2 separate regions of the Homo sapiens genome follow, and region 2 is linked to region 1. A link is an interaction called in ENCODE POLR2A ChIA-PET data of the cell type or tissue named here. Cell type or tissue: Caco-2. All regions are shown on one strand. Links, peaks and the distances in the headings refer to the core of each region. The heading gives the core; the rest is flanking DNA. Region 1 holds the start of LOC105377955 (a long non-coding RNA gene). Region 2 has its middle 93 kb from the start of LINC02518.

What was found. ChIA-PET counts read pairs that join two places held together with the same protein. Peaks named below come from ENCODE experiments on the same cell type or tissue, not always from the same donor. Only the 100,000 strongest peaks of a DNase experiment are listed, where the experiment ranks them.
Region 2: POLR2A ChIA-PET joins it to region 1 with 18 read pairs; 2 of 35 experiments call an interaction of 5 or more read pairs at or near these places.

What each region holds. Positions count from the first base shown.
Region 1 is chr6:113,188,547-113,198,115 of GRCh38, forward strand. LOC105377955 (a long non-coding RNA gene) reads right to left here and starts at 6,223. Exons shown (of 4, transcript XR_942893.3): 1 at 6,174-6,223. It overlaps LOC105377953 (a long non-coding RNA gene), which reads left to right. Exons shown (of 6, transcript XR_942891.2): 6 at 8,755-8,994. In Caco-2, for the core only: no CTCF peak of the experiment used is centred there; no DNase peak of the experiment used is centred there.
Region 2 is chr6:113,335,168-113,344,736 of GRCh38, forward strand. No RefSeq gene overlaps it. Among named protein-coding and RNA genes, the nearest start is that of LINC02518, 93 kb to the right of the region's middle. In Caco-2, for the core only: no CTCF peak of the experiment used is centred there; no DNase peak of the experiment used is centred there.

The sequences.
Region 1 (9,569 bases), core at 3,374-5,873:
AGGGCACAGATAAGAATTTAAACAAACAAGCCTTGCTAAGTTCTCCCCAGTTTATTACCATTAGATAATACTCCTTATTTCCAATCACACTTCTCCACAACCATCCACTTCTTCAGCAAATTTAGTATAAAAAAACACAACTTCCTCGTTTCTTCTGGACTTCATTTTCTTATGAAGCCTCCTATGTCACATAAAACTTATGTTAAATATATTTATATGCTTTCCTCTTGCTATTCTGTCTTTTGTTATAGGGATCTCAGCCATAATCCTAGAGTTGGATGAGAAAATAAATCTTTTCTCTCATACAGAGAGAATAACAATTTACCCAGGACCTAGGCTTCTCTGTATTGCTGTAGTGTACTCTGGTTGAAACCATCAGTATAGTGGCCTACACAGCAACTCTCAGAATGGACAATCTTTTTCTACAATTTGTTATGTCTCTTTCATGCTATCCTCCCCTCAGCGCTCACATTTCCACGTCTTTCTCAATCTTCGTCTCTCAAAACTTACTTTCAGGAAAGGTTGCAAAAAACCTTTGCACGGATCTGCAAACACCTTAGCATACTTGACTAATTTCAATCTCAGGTGCAATTGAACTTTAAGAGCAAACACAGTTTCTTAAAGCAAAGAACTGTATCTGCTTTTGCAGAATTTCAGGCTGAGCAAGTTTGCAGAAACACTAATTGTGGAGCTACCAAAGAGATTACTCCATGGAGTCAACCAACCATTCTACTTTGGTTTATTCAAGATATCAGAAAGCATTTGTAATCTAGTAGATGAAAAGAGACCTCAAAACAAAGAAGCTTATTTAAATGTTATAGGGTACACACACAAAAAAGAATTTTACTTTAGGGTGTCAGTAAAAGCTTCAGGGAAAAGATGATGCTCCAGCTAATGTCTAAAAGAGATGCAGATTATTTTTAGGTAAACCAAGGAGTGAAATGTTTTCTGTCACCTAGGAATTGCTGTGAACTAGGTGTCTAAAATAGAGTGGATTTGAGGGAAATATGAATTATTATTATTATGCAAGCAAGCTAAACAATGGGGTGTAAAACATGGCTCAGAAAGAGATGAAGCTGAAGAGAAACCGGGGCCAGATCATGAAGGCTTTGTGTACTTTGACAATGAAGACCTTACCTGTATGTCCATAGTTCCCAAAGTGTGTCATGTGTGTTTTTAATGGAACATAAGCTGATTCTGGGTGTTTTTGAATACTTTGGTTATTTTTACTCAAAAATTCGGGGGAAAAACCTTTTAAAATGAGTTTCTTCTATGAAGGCCATACAATATAGGTTTTTACATCTGTAGAAGTAACATAAAATGCCCCTCACTACTGCTACTACTACTAATAAATGTATTCAATGTTTTATGACATAAATAAAAGGATACATTAAGTAATTATATGAGTGGTACATAGATGTGGCAAATGTCATAAAAGTGGTATATAAACGACTTCAGTTTGAAAAACGTAAGAGACATAATAAGGGACGGTTGCAATAGTGTCCCCGAGTGGAAAACCATCTGCAGGAGTTACCATGCAGGTCATTACATGCTTGCCCCAGATATTCAATCAGTGCCATTATGGGTTTTAACAAAGGGTACCCATTCTGAGTTTCACCCATCTTCCTCAGCCTTCTTCCTGCCTCAGGGAAACACCAGGTGTTAGCTCATTAGGCTTGTGATGTGAAGAAACAGAATTGAGTGGTGTTTGGTGAAAGATACCCTTCTCCATTTTAATGCAATAGGTAGTCAAGCATTTGATTTGAACATGAAGCAATGGATCTTACTGCCCCCTTGTGCATGCAGGTGTGTCGCGCTTGCACACACACACACACAAACACACACAGGCACAGGCACAGAACAAGGCAGGGAGGCATTCCTTTCTGGAATTCAGTCAAAAATTATTATTTTCCACTCCAGTGGAGATCACATTCCAGGCCTCATCCAAGGAGACAAAATCAAAGGAATTGATATGTCTTTGCATTAAAAATAATTTGCAGGGTCAGTGACCTGAGCTATTTCTGTGTTTATTAATTACATGGGTATTTTAGTTTCCACTCGTTTTCTGTCCCTTCCAATAAAAGCAACTAATGAGATGCTCTTGACTAGTCTATTAAACAGACTCTATTTCTAAACTCCCCTTAAGTAAAAGAGACATTGTGAACAGTTTCACATGAAATTTTGATGGTATTTACAGTCATCACTTACCTACTCAGGGCTTAATTACATATTGACTTATATTGCTCACTAGTTATTTTGTTGGTGATAGTCTTGTTCACCCAACAAGACTGTAGTTTCTAACGAAGGTGTCGTTATTTCATGTATGCGTCTCTCAGACGCATTAGGATTAGGTATATGGTAAGTGCTAGATAAATACATGGTATTTATCTTGCACAGGATTAGGTATATGTTAAGTGCTAGATAAATATATGTCCTTTTGTGATGCAATGCGTAGTTTATAAATTCTTACTAGGGCATGGAGGAAGTACAAAAGATGAATAAGTAAAACTTCTCGGATGATTAGGGGACTTAGCAAATCTGATTCTATCATGATTTCTCATGGAGTGTATTTCCTTTTGAAGCTGTTTGGCACAAAGTGGTTAATTTCACCTCTTTGACCATTTTAACCAAAGGTTTCCTTTAGAAGGAGAAATTTTTCTGCCATTAAGCATTGGAACACAGTTTAAATTCTCTGGTCTTACTGAAATCACAGTGGTATGTCCTTCTGAACATATTTGTCCAACTTTCAACTTGTCAGCAAAACAGATTGTAGTAGGTAGCATGAGAAAGTATCATTACTGGTTACTCTAGGACAGCCCAAAATGGAGACTGTAAACCCTTGGGTACTCACAGAAATCCAAAAGTATCTCTATACAAAATGTTTGTTTCTGCATTGCAATTTTAATGTTTTGAAGAGTGTCTATTCTAACCTTTAAATATTTTAAATTAAATGAAAAATGAAAATACAACTTATCAGAAATTTGTGTGTACAGTAAAGCAGTGTTTAGTGAGAAATTTACAACACTAAATCTATACACTAAAAAGGGAAAGATATAAAATCAATAACCTAGATTCTATTATAGGCAACTAAAGAAAAAATAAAAAAACCAAACAAGCAGAAGAAAGTAAACAATAAAAATTAGAGAAGAAATTAATGAAATTGAAAACAGGAAAACTAGATAAAACAACAAAAACAGAAGCAGATTCTTTGAAATATTCAAGAAAAGTGATGAACTCTAACAAGACTAACAAAGAAAAAATTAGATGACACATATTACTGATATCAGGAATAAAACAGGAGAATATTCACTCAGACCCTGAAGACATAAATAATAATGATGATAATAATAATAAGCAAATACTGCAAACAGCTCCACAAATGTAAATTTGACAACTCAGAGGCAAGGAAACAATTCCTTAAAAAATTAAGCCTACCACAATTTATACAAAGGGAAACATATAGCTGAAATAGCCATATAACTATTAAGAAAATTGAATTTTTAATTTAACAACTGTCAAAATAGAAATTAGCTGGGCTAACCAAGTCAAAAAGACAGAAGACACAAATTATCAATATTAGAATTAAAAGAGGTTTCATCACTACAGATCTCATGGACATTACAAGCATAAGAGACAAATACTGTGAACAAGCCTATGCCCATAAATTCACTAATTTAGAGGAAATGGACCAATTCATTGAAAGATACAAAGTACCAAAAACTCACACAAGGAGAAATGGATAATACAGCCTATATATATGAAAAAATTATATCAATAATTACTAATATTCCCCCAAAAAAGCACCAAGTCTAGATGGTCTCTGCACCATAAATCTTTCAAACTTCACACTTTTCTAAAGCCTCAACATCCCCACAAACAGGCTATAAACATTCCACTCAGGTGACTAGGTATATCAGTGCCACAAAGTTGGTCACTACCACAGGTTAAAACTTCCTGCCCACCTCTGACTATGACCTAATGACATTCAACACACCAATAAAATTCCCTCATGTCCTTTGCTTGTGAAATCCCCCTGTAAGTAAGGACACTTACCCACAGGTTGATCTTCATTCATTCTCCCTCCCACCCCACTCTACCCCCATTTCTCCCTACCTGCTGGTTAAGTCCACTTTGGGAGCTCCTCTCATATGGCTCCCTGTATGGTATGCCATGACTCTGGTCTCTAAAACCTAGGAGTACTCTGGTCTCTAAGACCTATGAGTATAATAAATATTTCACTTTCATATACATCTGAGTGTAATATTCATGACCATGTTGGAATGATTCTTAAAGACCCTATAAGAGTAACTTAATCTCCCATTTACAACACAATGTTCTTGTTGAATTCTACCAAACATTTAAAAAAGAAGAAATGCCATTTCTCCACAATCTCCTCCAAACATTAGAGAGAGACTGCTAGAGTATCCTAACTTACAACTCATTAGAGAAAGTAATTCTGGTCTGAGTAAGTAACTCTGTAAGTTAGAGCATCCTAACTTACAATTCATTCTATCAGATCAGCATTACTCCAATAGCAAATCCAGATGAAGACATTACAATAAAGAAAAGCTATAGACCAATATATCTTATGAACAAAGATGTAAATATTTCCCACAAGATACTACAAATTAAATCCAATAGCATATAAAAAGAATTATACACCATGACCAAGTGGAATTTATTCTAAGTATGCAAGGTTGGTTCAATATTCAAAAATCAATGTAACTTACATATCAACTAGCTAAAAAAGAAAAATCATATGCTCATATCAATTGATGCATAAAATGCAGTTGACAAAACCTAATACCAATTCATGACCAAAAAAAAAAAAATGCCAGCAAACTAAAAACAGAGGGAACCTTGCTCAATTGATCTAAAAAATTTGCAAAAAAAATCACACAATTAACAACATACTTAGTGGTGAGGAACTGGACACTTTACCCCTGGGATCAGCAACAAGGAACCACTCCTATTCAAAATCATACTGGAAGTCCTAGTTCATGCAATATTAACAGGAAATGAAATAAAAACCATGCAAATTGGAAAGAAATAAAACTGTCCTTACTGGAGAATAGTATTAAAAACCATGATCTGAGGATGTTCGAGGACTAGTTGAGAAGATCAGAGGAGCCTGACTAAAGTTTGGTCAGGGAGGGAGTCCATCAATATGCAAAAAGATGAACCTAGACACAAACCTTTCACAGAAGTTAACTCAATATGAGTCGCAGACCTAAATGTAAAATACTAAACTCTAAACTTTCTAGAAGAAAACATAGGGTAAAATCTACATGATTTTGAATTTGTTTATGAGTTTTAGATACAAGGTCAAAAACATAATTCATGAAAGATAAATTGATAAGTTAGACTTTATTAAAATTACTCTCCAAAAGACAATATTAAGAGAATAAATAGATGTTACAGACCATAAGAAACTATTTAAAAATAAATAGTTCATAAAGGTTTTGTATTAAAACAAATACAAATAACTCTTAAAACTCAGCAACAAGAAACCAAGCAACCCAATTTAATAATGTCCCAAAGATGCAGACCTCTCACCAAGGAAGGTGTAACAGTGATGAATAAGTGTACAAAAACATGTTCAGTCTCATTTGTCTTTATCTGTATTCATTTCCTATTGCTGTTGTGATCAATTATCACAAACTTAGTGGCATAACTCAACACAAATTTATTATTTTACAATTCTGTAGATCAGAAGTTTGAAATGACTTATGGACAAAAATGAAGGAGTCAGCAGAACTGTCTTCTTTCTGGATAATCTAGGGGAAAATTCATTTCGTGCCTTTTCTATCCTCTAGATATTGAGATGCTTCTAAATATGTATATGTATGAATTCATATACACATATATGTGTCCTTGCTCTGTGAACTGAGGGGGTCTAGATGCCACGTCACCCAAGTAGCAGTAAGCACATCTAAATTCCAAATAATTTATGTTCAAGGAGGTGGCACATAACTCCTCACTTTTTAAGTGTGAACTGCACACAGTGACTTCCTTCCAAAAAGTAACGTATAAAAATGGGAGGAAAAGTAACTTCACAACGGAGAAATACACCAAACATTTCCGCAACAATATAGCCAATGTTAACATTAACAGTGATAAGTCATTCTGATAGCATGCACCCTTGCTATGAGGTGATGAGAATGGCACTTTACCTTATCTTCCTCTGCAAAATTTATAATCCCAGTTTAATCATGAGAAAAACATCAGATAAATTCCAACAGAGGGGCATGCGACATGACTCCTCAAAAATGTCCAGGTCATCAAAGACAGTGTTTGAAAACTGCCACAGCCAAAAGAAACCTAGGGAGACAAGACAATGAAATGCAATGTGGTATCTTGGATGGGATCCTAGAACAGAAAAACAACATTAGATAAAACTAAGACAATCTAAATAAGTTTGGACTTTAGTTAATAATGATATCAGTATTGGTTCATTAATTGTGACAAATGTACCACACTTATGTAAATGTTAATAAGGGGAAACTGGATGTGGGTTGTATGAGAACCCTCTGAATTGTCTTCACAATTTTTCTGTAAGTCTAATACTTTTCTGAAAGTAAAAGGGTTTTTTTAAACGTTTATTCTAATTTATCTAGATCATCATCTTAGAACAAAGTTTTACCACAAGACTTGGTATACACACTTCTGTATTTCTTACAGTCATGTTTATGCCAAGTGATTATAAGCATATTTAATTTGGGGTCAATATATCTGGGAACCAGTAGCAAGTCTGAGCTAAATTATTGTTTTTATATTGAATTATTTTACTAGAAATAAATATGAAACGTATCTACTACATGAATAATTCACATGTGACAGTTCCATGATATAAAAATTTAATTTCTGAATTTTTTAAATAAAGTAAAGCTTAAATTCTACATGGTGAAATAACAATGTGTGCAAACACAATACATTGCCTTCATCCTTTTAAACTACAGAGAATAGAACAGTAGCGTAATCCAAAACTGAAATATTCAAGTCAAGTAAAGGCTTAATGGTAAATAATAGCTTCATGAGGATTTGAAATTTTAAATGCAAAATAAGAGGATTCATTTCTAATAAATTGCAATTTCCTTCAACAGTCCAGTGATGTACTTTGTTGAAAATATAATTTTTTTCCTACTTCGCAAGAGTTGAAGTCAACTTCAGATACAATTTTCCAGTTTCTGATTCCAGAAATAATTGGATTACATACCAATTTAATATAAATTTCAATGTCATATATGCTAATTTTATCTTGAAATGAAGATATTTAAACAACATTAGGATTTTGTTTGTGGAGGAATGACAGATTATGCTGAATTTGAATTTATTGCTATTTGGATACTATTGTAATGCCAACAGTCATATTCTGAATTTGCTTGATTAAAGCCAATGGATAGTAATAAAGACAAAAATGGATCCAAAGCACTACCTCATTATAATTAGAAGTTGTTTATGTTTACTTATTATTTTGTATTTAATTTATAGATTAGTTTTTGATTGCACTGTTGTATAGAAACTATAATCATAGTAAATTTATACCAAATTTTATTTGTTATTATTTATTTATTTATTTATTTATTTATTTATTATTATCACTTTTTTTTTTTTTTTTTTAGATAGAGTCTCACTTATTGCCCCAGCTGGAGTGCTGTGGTGAGATATCGGCTGACTGTAACCTCTGCCTCCCGATTCAAGTGATTCTCATGACTTGGCTTCCCCAGTAGCTGGGATTACTAGTGTGTGCCTCCACACCCAGCTAATTTTTGTACTTTTAGTAAAGCTGGGGTTTCACCATGTTGGCCAAGTTGGTCTCGAACTCCTGACCTCAAGTGATCCTCCTGCCTAGGCTTCCCAAAGTGCTGGGATTACAGGCATGAGCCGCCGCGCCTGGCCCCAAATTTTATATGTCATATATGCATGTCACATTCTAATAAAACAACACTATAGGTCTAGAAGATTGTTTCTTTGAGATAAGCCAACGCATTACTCAAGTTTCAGAAATACTGCATACAGGGCTCATAAAATTCTCCCAATAGCAAGCCACCATTGAAGAACATCGTTGTTATTTTGAAGCAAATCGATATTAGATTCCACCTGTTGGCCTTTTGTTTCCACAATTAATGCTAATATGAAATGATCTTCTAAAACATGCATTATTCAGGTAGAAAAGTCACCAGGTATAAATAAATCTATTATCAATAGTGACATCTAGTAAACTGCCACATTTAAAGAATATGGTGGCACAATGAAGAGATAAAATGAACAGTTTACAAGAAAGAAAGAATGAGAGCATTGAAGCCAAATTTTCAAAGAAAACAGCAAAAAGAAAGATTTTTTTTAACTAAAAGGGAGCGGAAATAGAAGTAGCGCTCAATATAGCTTCATTAATGCGTACTTTACCAGCTCTTTATCCTGGGATATCTCTTCTTATAAAATCAGACAAAAGTGCTCTCTTTTCACAGGGATTGAAAAGTAAAGGAAACTGAGTCTGCATATCAGGGAGATAGGTTAAAAGTTAATACAATGGTTGATCTATTTTTATTATACAAAGCAACATATGTGACTACTTTGTTTAATATACAATTAATATTTTTTCCACTAAACCAAACTATGCTTTTTAAGTCTTAGATGCAGATTTGGCACTAAGAAAATCCTGGGAGGTGTGGTGTTAGTGCTTATGTTGTGCCAGAAGCCAGTTTATTCAGAAAAATAAACTCTCGTTTTCTATTTCTTTGGCTTCTCTTCCAGGTTTTGGCAGAAATGTGAATATAAGCAAGCATACTATGAGATACATGATCCAGTCACTGTAACCTTCTTTGGAACTAGTATTGATCCAGCAGCAGCTTTCAGTACTGATCCTAAAAACAAATAATATGATCGGATCAGATCATCACAAAGGGAGCAGGAATTTGAAGGATGTATCTGGGTTATTCAAACCGAAAACACCTAACTCCAGTTCATTAAAAATCATTTCATATTTGTATAAAAATAATTTTTAAAAGAGTCTAGATGTAGTTATAATTTTAAAAGTAGTCATATTTCTAGAACCTTCTTTAAATTCTTGTTATTTGAATATGAAATTATTGTAAATCCATTGAATAAATAACTATATTCATATAAAATTTCAAACTAATACATACATTAGAAGTAAGTATATTTATTTCTCATTGAGATGAAATATTTTTGTCCCACAATATTAGATTTGTATATGTGTTTGTGTGTTTGTGTATTTTAAGTAATTAAACTTTGAGTTTCATTTTAAAACTGTGAGAGTATTTTATTACATAAAAAATTTTCAGACCGAATGGAATCTAGATATGGAAAGCCTATCTCTCTCATATCTAAAAATTCTGATCTATTTTAGCAGTTTTATGTGGTTACATATAGAATGAACCCACAGCATCTAGATATTTTTCCAAATCTGACAAAAATTTTAGTTACATCTAGACAAATATTTAGACCTCTCGAGTCTATAATATTGCGTGAAAGAAACCCAGTATAGAATTTTATTTTCTTTATTTTGGGTAATATTGTATTTAAGATGACACACATGACTAGATGAA
Region 2 (9,569 bases), core at 4,738-7,237, 150 kb after region 1:
TCTTGCATAGTCCATGGCTACAAATATGCCTATTTCCTTTTTTTGGGGGGGGGTGGGGTTCTGTCCATTTTTTTTTCGTTGTTGTTGTTTTTTATTTTATTTTATTTTATTTTACTTTAAGTTCTGGGATACATGTGCAGAATGTGCAGGTTTGTTACATAGGTACATGTGCTTATTTGATACATGTGCCATGGTGGTTTGCTGTATCTATCAACCCATCATCTAGGTTTCAAGCCCCACATACATTAGGTATTTGTCCTAATGCTCTCCCTCCCCTTGCCCTCAACCCACCAACAGGCCCCAGTGTGTGACGTTCCCCTCCCTGTGTCCATGTGTTCTCACTGTTCTACTCCCACTTATGAATGAGAACATGCAGTGTTTGGTTTTCTGTTCCTGTGCTAGTTTGCTGAGAATGATGGTTTCCACCCTCAACCATGTCCCTGCAAAGGACATGAACTCATTCTTTTTTATGGCTGCATGGTATTCCATGATTTATATGTGCCACATTTTATTTATCCAGTCTATCATTGATGGGCATTTGGGTTGATTCCAAGTCTTTGCTATTGTAAATTGTGCTGCAATAAACATACATGTGCATGTGTCTTTATAGTAGAATGATTTATAATCCTTTGGGTATATACCCAGTAATGGGATTGCTGAGTCAAATGGTATTTCTGGTTCTAGATCCTTGAGGAATCGCCACACTGTCTTCCACAATGGCAGTGTAAAAGTGTTGTTATTTCTCCACAGCTTCACCAGCATCTGTTGTTTCCTGACTTTTTAATAATCACCATTCTGTCATAAGATGGTATCTCATTGTGGTTTTAATTTGCATTTCTCTAATGACCAGTGATGATGAGCTTTTTTTGCATGGCTGTTATTCTTCAGGTTGATGCTTCATGGAATTTTATTGAGCCTTGGAAAGAGAACACCAATCAGTGTAATGAACCAACCTGTTCCAATAAATAGAACACTGATTTAGAAGTGACCTAAAAGTGAACTCATGAAAGTCAGGAATGTGTTTGCACTAATTTGGAATTTTATTTTCAATTTTCCTCTGATATAAGAGATGTTGATATAGCAAGAGACAGAAACTGTCCTTATTGAATTTCCATCTGGAAGTAAAAAAATAATAGAAATACTAGAGTAACTCCCTCCCAATTTTGCAAATTCAAAAACAGAGCCCTGGAATGAACTATTGTTTGTAAAATCACTGGCACATAGTAGGTATTTAATAAATGTAATTTATTCTCTTTTCTTTACCCATTCCAAGAAAAATGTGCCTGGGTAAAATGGGTCTGACTTCTAGAAGCAGACACACATTTTACAGGATTTTTGCTTTTCAAAACTAGGCCCAGGATATCATTTTTAACTAACAAAATTCCCCATTTCCTAATTACTTCAAGCTAAAAGTAGGATCAGGACAATGAATCAAAATGCTATCAAGAAATATGCAAAAAGCATATGCCCTGCAACCTAAAACTCTATCTAGCAAAAACAGTCCAGCAAATAAAGAAGCCACCTGAGCAGTAACTGACAGATGCGATAGAGCAAAAAAAAAAAAAAAAAAAAAAGTTCTCTTGATTATTTTGTTCTATCTAATGGCATTAAACCTCACCTGTATGTTGGTAACTATGAAATTTTTATCTCCAGCCTAGACCCCACCCCTGAATTCTGAGCTCATATAGTCCCCTGCCTTGTTGGCATGTCTAGTTCAATGGCCACATGATGTCTCAAACCTTCTACGTACAAACCAAACTGCTAATTTCCAACCCCAAACATGCTTCTCTAGTGGCCACCCCATTTCAATTGATGGAAATTCCAAACTTCTAGCTCTTTAAGCCATAATCCTTCACTGCATTAACTTCAAAAGTATATCCAGGGAACTAATCCTTATTGTTATCACCTCATTTTCATCCTTACTACTCTATGATGATCTCTCTCCTCTGCATCACTGTAATCACTATCTAAATCAGAAGTGTCCAATCTTTTGGATTCCCTGGGCCACATTGGAAGAAAAAGATTTGCCTTAGGCCACACATAAAATACACTAACATTAACAATAGCTGATGAGCTAAAAAAAAAAAAAAAAGAAAAAAAACACAAAAAAAATCTCATATTTTAAGAAAGTTTATGAATTTGTGTTGGGCCACATTCAAAACTGTCCTGAGCTTCCACTCTTGCTCCTGAGTCCATTCTCATCACAGCCACCAGGATAATGCTTCTAAAACATAAGTTAGAGTAAGTTACTCCCATCATCGTCATTACATTTCACTCAGCATAAAAGTTAAAGTCCTTGAAACACCCTTCGATGGCCAACATCAGGAACCTCAAATTTGTTTGTAAAGGGCCAGAGAGTAAATATATTAGGCTTTGTGGACCAGACGGTCTGTGTTTCAACTATTTAACTTAAAGCAGCTAATGAAAAAAGTGTAAATGAATGGCTGAGGCTATGTTCCAATAAAGCTTTATTTACAAAACCAGGCAGCAGGCCAGATGTGGCCTGACTCCTGCTTAATATTCTCATTTCCTGCTTTATTTTTCTTCATTACACTTAATATTACCTGGCATACTGCTTATTTACTTGTTTATGTCTTTTCTAATTAGAATATAAGCTACAGGAAAGAAGACGCATCATCTCGTTACGCAGTATCTTCAGTACGTAAAACAATGCCTGGCACATAGTAGGCATTCAATAAATATTTGTTAAATGAATGAGTGAAGATGAAGATGCAGCCATACAGAAAATCACTGGTCTTCTGGCTAGTATATCACTGTACATGCAATTAAAATGTACAGTCCACTGAAAATACCACTGTGCATCTATGTCTTTACATTAGGGAAATATTTTCCGACACCATCATCTAGATTTCTTGATCGTAAGGGTACATAAGGAAAACTGTAAATTAGAATAACGGAGAAGAATTTCTTATGTTCCTATAAGAAACATGTTTGAAAATCACTTTCAATATCTATCATCTCATTTCACCTTGATTATATATATATATATATATATATATATATATATATATATTTGTTGTTGTTGTTGTTGTTTATATATATAAAGCCTTTTATCCACATTTACTAATTAAAGAGAAAACAAAGAGGTTAAAAAGCTTTCTGAGAGTCGAAGAATTAGTTACACCTTCATAGAGCCAAGCCTAGAGCTTATGTCTAAGGTTGTTTCCACTGTGCAATTACTTTGCCATGAGGTATTTTTCTCTTATGGTACATTTGATTCTTGGTAGTTAAGGTTTTATGTTGTACAATAAAAGAGGAATATATTCAGGGGGAAAAATGAGAAGAACTTTGTACCCTGAACTACTCTGCAAAGTTGTGGGAGAGAGCAAGGCAGTTAAATTTACCCATCCTTGAAAATAATATTTCTCTCTCTAGGCTTTAATAAGAGAATTATTGGGTGCTAAATGACAGTTTGCTAGTGAGAATGAAGAATGAAGGCAATATTTACTGGGAAGGTAGTAAAAACTTTAAAAAGTAACCAAACCTTTAAACTTCTATGACCTCTGTTTCTCTAGAGACTTTTCCATTGGGTTTTGGCAAGGGCACTCATGGTCTTGAAAACTCTTCTGAGAGTTCTTCCAGCTTCTTTCTTCATCATGGGTTTGGGGAGCCAGTATCTGTTTTCCTAATGGCAAAGAGGCAGGCAGTGAGATTTCTGAATTCCTGTGTCTGAGGTCAGTCATATCCTAAGGGAGAAATAGAAATGTGAAACAGTCCTTTTTCAGTATGACATTCTGATTTATGACATTTGGTGTGTTATGGCATTGCTTCTTTTGGAGATAAAATGAATATAAATTTAATGCAAATATGCCTTATGTTTTCCAAACTAACAGCTGAAACATGTAACCTCTCAACACCTGAAATGCAACTTACATATAAAAGGACATTTCAACATTTTCTGGCTTCCACATTGGGGATCCTCCCTTCTATCAGTCATCTACAACTATACGATCAGAAAAATCTGTATTATCAACAATTCACAAGTCAAAAATTTATAATGGTATCCTAGAGAATAAACTCCTGATTTGAAATGACTCCTTGAGCAATGGATTGAGAGAGAACTGGAGCTGCCTCTTGGCTCAGCAGGAATATAGAGGTGGTATGGTTGTGGAAGGGGGAGGTAGAGACACAGTGCCATAGGTTTGTCTTTCCAGAAGCTCTGTCTTACAATCTTAACCTTTTCTCTCAACATCCCCTTTCAGCTCAGGCTCCCTCCTGCTGCCAAGCCATTCTGTGGTCATGCTTCCCCTGGTTTAAAAGGCTGCTCATTCTGATCTTTTCCTAAAATGCAGTCCCTCCAGTGCTCTAGAACCATGCCCAAGTTCTACCCTCTCCCTAATTACTCTAACCTCTCCCACCTTCAGACCCCAGTGCCCATTTTAGTCTTTGCCATTCAATTTAGTGCTTCTTGTTACTTCCTAATACTTAAATATTTCATATATGATCATCTCCCCTCTTTTAACTTCAGACCAAGTCTGAATATTTGAATTTATTTAAATCCTTCAATAGTGGATTCCACATAGTGAAGGTGCATAAAACAAATGACTTTTAACTTTCTTGTATATGTTAATTTCCCTTGCATTTTTGGGCTTTGTAGTTGCTGTGAAATGAAATCCAAATTTTTTTAGCATGACATGCAAAGTCCTTTCTGGTCTGCAGCTAGCCTACCCCTCCAGGCTCATTTTGCACTGTTCTCAAGGCTGCCACCTCCCCTCCCTACATTACCATCCCACAACACACACACACACACACATACATCTTGTAGATTAGAGCAGTGCTGAACTACTTGGCACTCCTCAAGTTTGCCTTGTTTTGCTTTATATATATATATATATATATATATATATATATATATATATATATATATATAAAATACTTTAATAATAAAATTTACTTGTCTGTAAGTCTTTTTCTCCCAAAAAAAGCTTCTTTTTAAGAATGAGGTTCTTAATGTCTGTCTCTTCTTCATCATCGGTTAGAAGCATTTAATAAATATGGATCACTGTTTAAAATTTCAAAGGGCATTTTTTAAAATTAAAAATGTAGAAGCAAGGGTTTCCCCTCAGAGAGTCCAGGAGGTCGAGGCTGCAGTGAGTTGTGTTCGTGTCACTGCACTCTAGCCTGGGTGACAGAGTGAGATCCTGTCGCAAAAAAAAAAAAAAAAAAAAAAAAATTAAATTTGACTAGTAAAATGTGGTTAACAATTTAAAAAGACTCAAAGAGAACTCTAAGCAGCCAAGAATATGCAGCTGCAAAAAAATCAGCTACTACCTCCAGGCTTAAGGAAAGTACATAATAAAGAGACCAGAGACTTAGGAAAGGGTTTCCCCAAGACTGAGATTCAGATCTCTTCAAAGAGGGTGCAGTCTAAGGGCTCAACCAAAGCTGCCACAGACCCTAGAGCTTCTCAGAAGCTGCCCGTGATTGGGGAAAACCTGACCTGAAAATGCGGCGGAAGTTGATTTAAAAAATAGGAAACCAGAACCAGTCTTCTATTGACGAAGCCAAATGTCATGCCCACTGGCAAAGGAGAACAGTTTACAGGGTCCAGTTCCATTTTCATAAAGCAGAACAGGAAAGCACGTATTTGGAGCTGAAAGACGGTACATTTAAAACTGACACAAGCTTCAGTGTAAAATTAAGATATATATATATATATATATAATATACATATGTAAAAATAAATAGGATTGATATGGGCAAAGTTAATCTATCATATTTCATCCCTGAAAGAAAATTATAAATGCTTTTGGATATTTTTATAAGTTAACAAAAATTTTAATACATAACAATGCAAAAGTAATACTGCCTGGGTTAAATTGGTTACAGGTTTTTAAATCCCAGGAGTTGAACCTAATTTTTTAAAGTTATAGAATCAAAAATTTTATAGAAAGGTAGATTTATGTAACCTGAAATGATGAGTTTGAAGTAACTGAAATACTGTCAGGATTCTCTCAGACTATCTTAGCCAGAACCTGCAATAGAAACTGTTTTTCATAGAAGAAAGTTATATCTTTCTTCTGCTTTGGAGAAGATGGAAGGCTAAAAACAATAATGGAAAATAAAAACATGTCAATTTATTTATTTTTTGACAGCTAAGCAATGATAATTTTATTTAATAGAATGAATAAAACAAATTTTGTTCATAAAAAGAGATAAATCAAACTTATCTATTAGATACTGTCTACAGGATAGAGTACTAGGGGACCATAGAATCACAGCTTAGGTTTATTCCCTTGAAATATATATAGAATAAACTATGTCTATTCAGTATCTGTTGTGTTTTCCCTAAATTGTTCCATTACCCATGGATTTAGATTTTGTGAGTGCAGTTCGGCATATTGTGTGTGTCATTTTCAGGATGTGTAATCTAGAAACGTAAAATCAATTATGACGACAAACATTGCATTACTGAATTCAGAAGACCTAAAGAATGCTAAGAAATTTGTGGAATTGACAACTTGAGAAAACTTTCTTAATGCAACTCATATTGAAAACCAAAGTTTCTTAAATATAAATGAAAATATTGTCAGACTAATACTTGTTTCCATTAGAAATGAAAGAGCTTGAGACCTGACAGGCTATGGATATTAGAGCACTGGCATGAGGGACATTAACTGTTGGTTGTATTTTTCCCATAGAGGCATTTATAGCAAGGGCTGTAACTGACTGTGACAGGCTTAGCTTGGTTAGGTTTCTCTTCAGTTTAAAATCAACACCATGCATCTTCACTGTGTTCTTTCTTCTTTATCTCCCCAACATCAGAAAATTTCTTTCTTTCATTTGCCTTGAATGACCTCCAGACACAGGCCACTGGTTTTTACTAAGGGATAGGACAGAACCCATTAGATATGCTTATTTGTTTTTCTGGCAAAAATGGCACCCATGATGCTTTGCTGCTTCTCAGAGAGCTAACTAACCGCTGCACATATGCCATAGGACTCATCTTGAAAGGGCAGGTTGTCCTTGTTGAAAGAAAGTTGTCCTTTCCCTTTGGAGAACATCTGGGAGTAATATTCCCATGTATCAACTCTGTTAGCTCCTGTCTCACCCACACCAAGACACCTGGCTGCCAGATACACACACTGGCTTGTCAGAATCCATCAATTCATCGGTAGCACAGAGAGTCTTTGGATTCGGGTGGCCCAATGGTGTAATGCTTACCGGAGAAAATATCACATTTTATCTTTTCTCACTGAACAATAATTATCAGAGAAAGTTGATCAGCCACCCGTTGTTATTTTTGTGTCTGGTAAACACTCATCTGACCCCCTTATCCACTTTGTTGAGCATCTATTGCAAAAGTGAACTCAGATCAAATTTCTGAAGTACTTATCAGACTTTCATGAGCATCCAGATGTGTTTTTCTCAAGGTAAGTATAGTCAGCCTTTATTCATCTCTGAGCATGAATATTCTTGCTGTTTTTGATAAGATTCATTATATAACTTAAGAAGGATTGTCTGTATGCTTAGATAGGGTGCTGAAGATTTTTAATGATGCTCAGGTACTTCAGCTGTTTCCAAAGAATTCACTATGATTTAAATTCAAACCAGACTGAACTCATCAACACATTTCTTTGATGAATGATTATTTATGTGAGCTGACAAAGCAGTGTGATTTTTCTATCAGTCATCAAATCTGCCCCTTCACAGTTGGCAATAAATCTTTATTCTTTTCAGTAAGAATGCTCTTAATATGCTTGCAACCTGCTGTTTGTTGTGATTTTTGAGGTGGATAATGTTAATCCATTTTTTAAAAAATCTGATTCCAACATTATCTAGCTCTTCATCGGGTTCAAAACTAGAAAAGGCACCTTTCTGCAAATTTACTTGTAAGATAAATGCTCACCAAGGACTTAATAATTTTGGATTGCTTTATCTTAACAGTTACTCAAGGCTCAAACACACTATAAAGGAAATTAAAGAAGATAAGAAAATAGAGTATCTTTGCCAATGATGGAAACAAGATGTAATAGATCACCTCTCAATGAACATGACTGTACAGGATTCCTGTCAAATAATAGGCAAATGTGTCAAATATTTGCTCTCTAGTGACAAGACATTGCTGTTTTCTGATAAAGTAGAAACTTAGGGATTATATCTTTTTATCTATTTGTACCTTATTGATCCATCATTATATACTTCTTAATGAACAGCTTTGTAGTTTGCCGCATTTTAGGACTAGTGAAAAGTATAAAGATTTCAAGATTGCAAATTTGTCATCTAAACTGGATAAATCTAAAGAAAGGTTTCTCAACCTTGGCACTGTTGACATTTTGGGTCGCATAATTCTTTGTTGTGTGAAATTATCCTGTTCATTGGAGTATGTTTAGCAGCATTCCTGCTCTCTACCCACTAAATGCAGGTAGTACCTTGTCTCCCCTGGTTGTGACAAATAAAAATGTTTCCAGAAATTTCCAAATGTCCCTTAGGACATTTTCTTTCCCCTGGGCAGAAAAATCATTCTAGAACATCTGATTCAGAGTAAGATCTCCATTATACATCAAATGGAGAAAAAAAAAATTGAAGCATGAAACATTCGCAAGTAGGCATTCCTCCAGAAGCAGACGCTGAGACAGGGATGGGAGTGCAAATAGTTTATTTGGGAGATGATTTCAGGAAGTGTCAATAAGGGAATGGAGATGATACGGTGATGGGAAGAAAGCCAATAAAAAAATGTGTTGTCAAGTTGGGTACCTCAAGGGTAATTAGGGCTCATTATTGCTTAGAATACAGTGCTAAACACTTCTTGAAATTATTCAAACTATGGGGAAGGGAACAAGAGTATTTTTATCCTAGGTCTGTCTCCAAGAGTCATTAACTCTTCCACCTTTCTAGCCTTCCCTGCAATGGGCTGCAGAGATTCTGGCAACTACAGAAAGCCTCAGGCACAGAATCTCAGAGCTTACATTTGGAAATTGTAGGGATTGCTTGCCCGGAAATGGTGAGAGCCTAAGGGAAAGTCACCTGCATCTATCTTGATTACTCTTAACTCTCTGACTTCTCTGCACTCTCATCTGTCTCTGACCTCATGCATTCCCATGGAGGCAATATCCCCTCAAGGGAGCAAAACTTACCTTTTTTACACTGTTGCTTTCATCTAAGAAAGTCCTTACTTTTTCTTTCCTCTTCCACTCCTCTCTCAAAATTTTATAATCTATCAAGGTCTGGCTCAAATGCCACTTACTTCCTCAAGGTTCCCTGTGCTCTTACTCTAACAGGGCACCTCCTGGCCCCACCTTTGAACTTCTAACCAACCTCTACTGCTTACCCTCATTCTACCGGGAATTAAAGTTACTTTTGGGCCCCTTCACATTCACTAGTTAAGTTCCTGGAGAAAAAAGATTGAGTCTTAGACAATGCCATACTTCCCAGGTGGTCTAACATAGTGCTTTGAACATAGTAAGTGCTCAAAGTTATGAATTGGAAGAAAAAATATTTTTATCCTTCAACTCTTTTTTTCTTTAGAAGAAAATTTACTTTTTGTCACAGCTCAATTCCTGGGTCAATGTGGCGCATAGTGGGAGCACTTCGTGAACTCTGGCTTC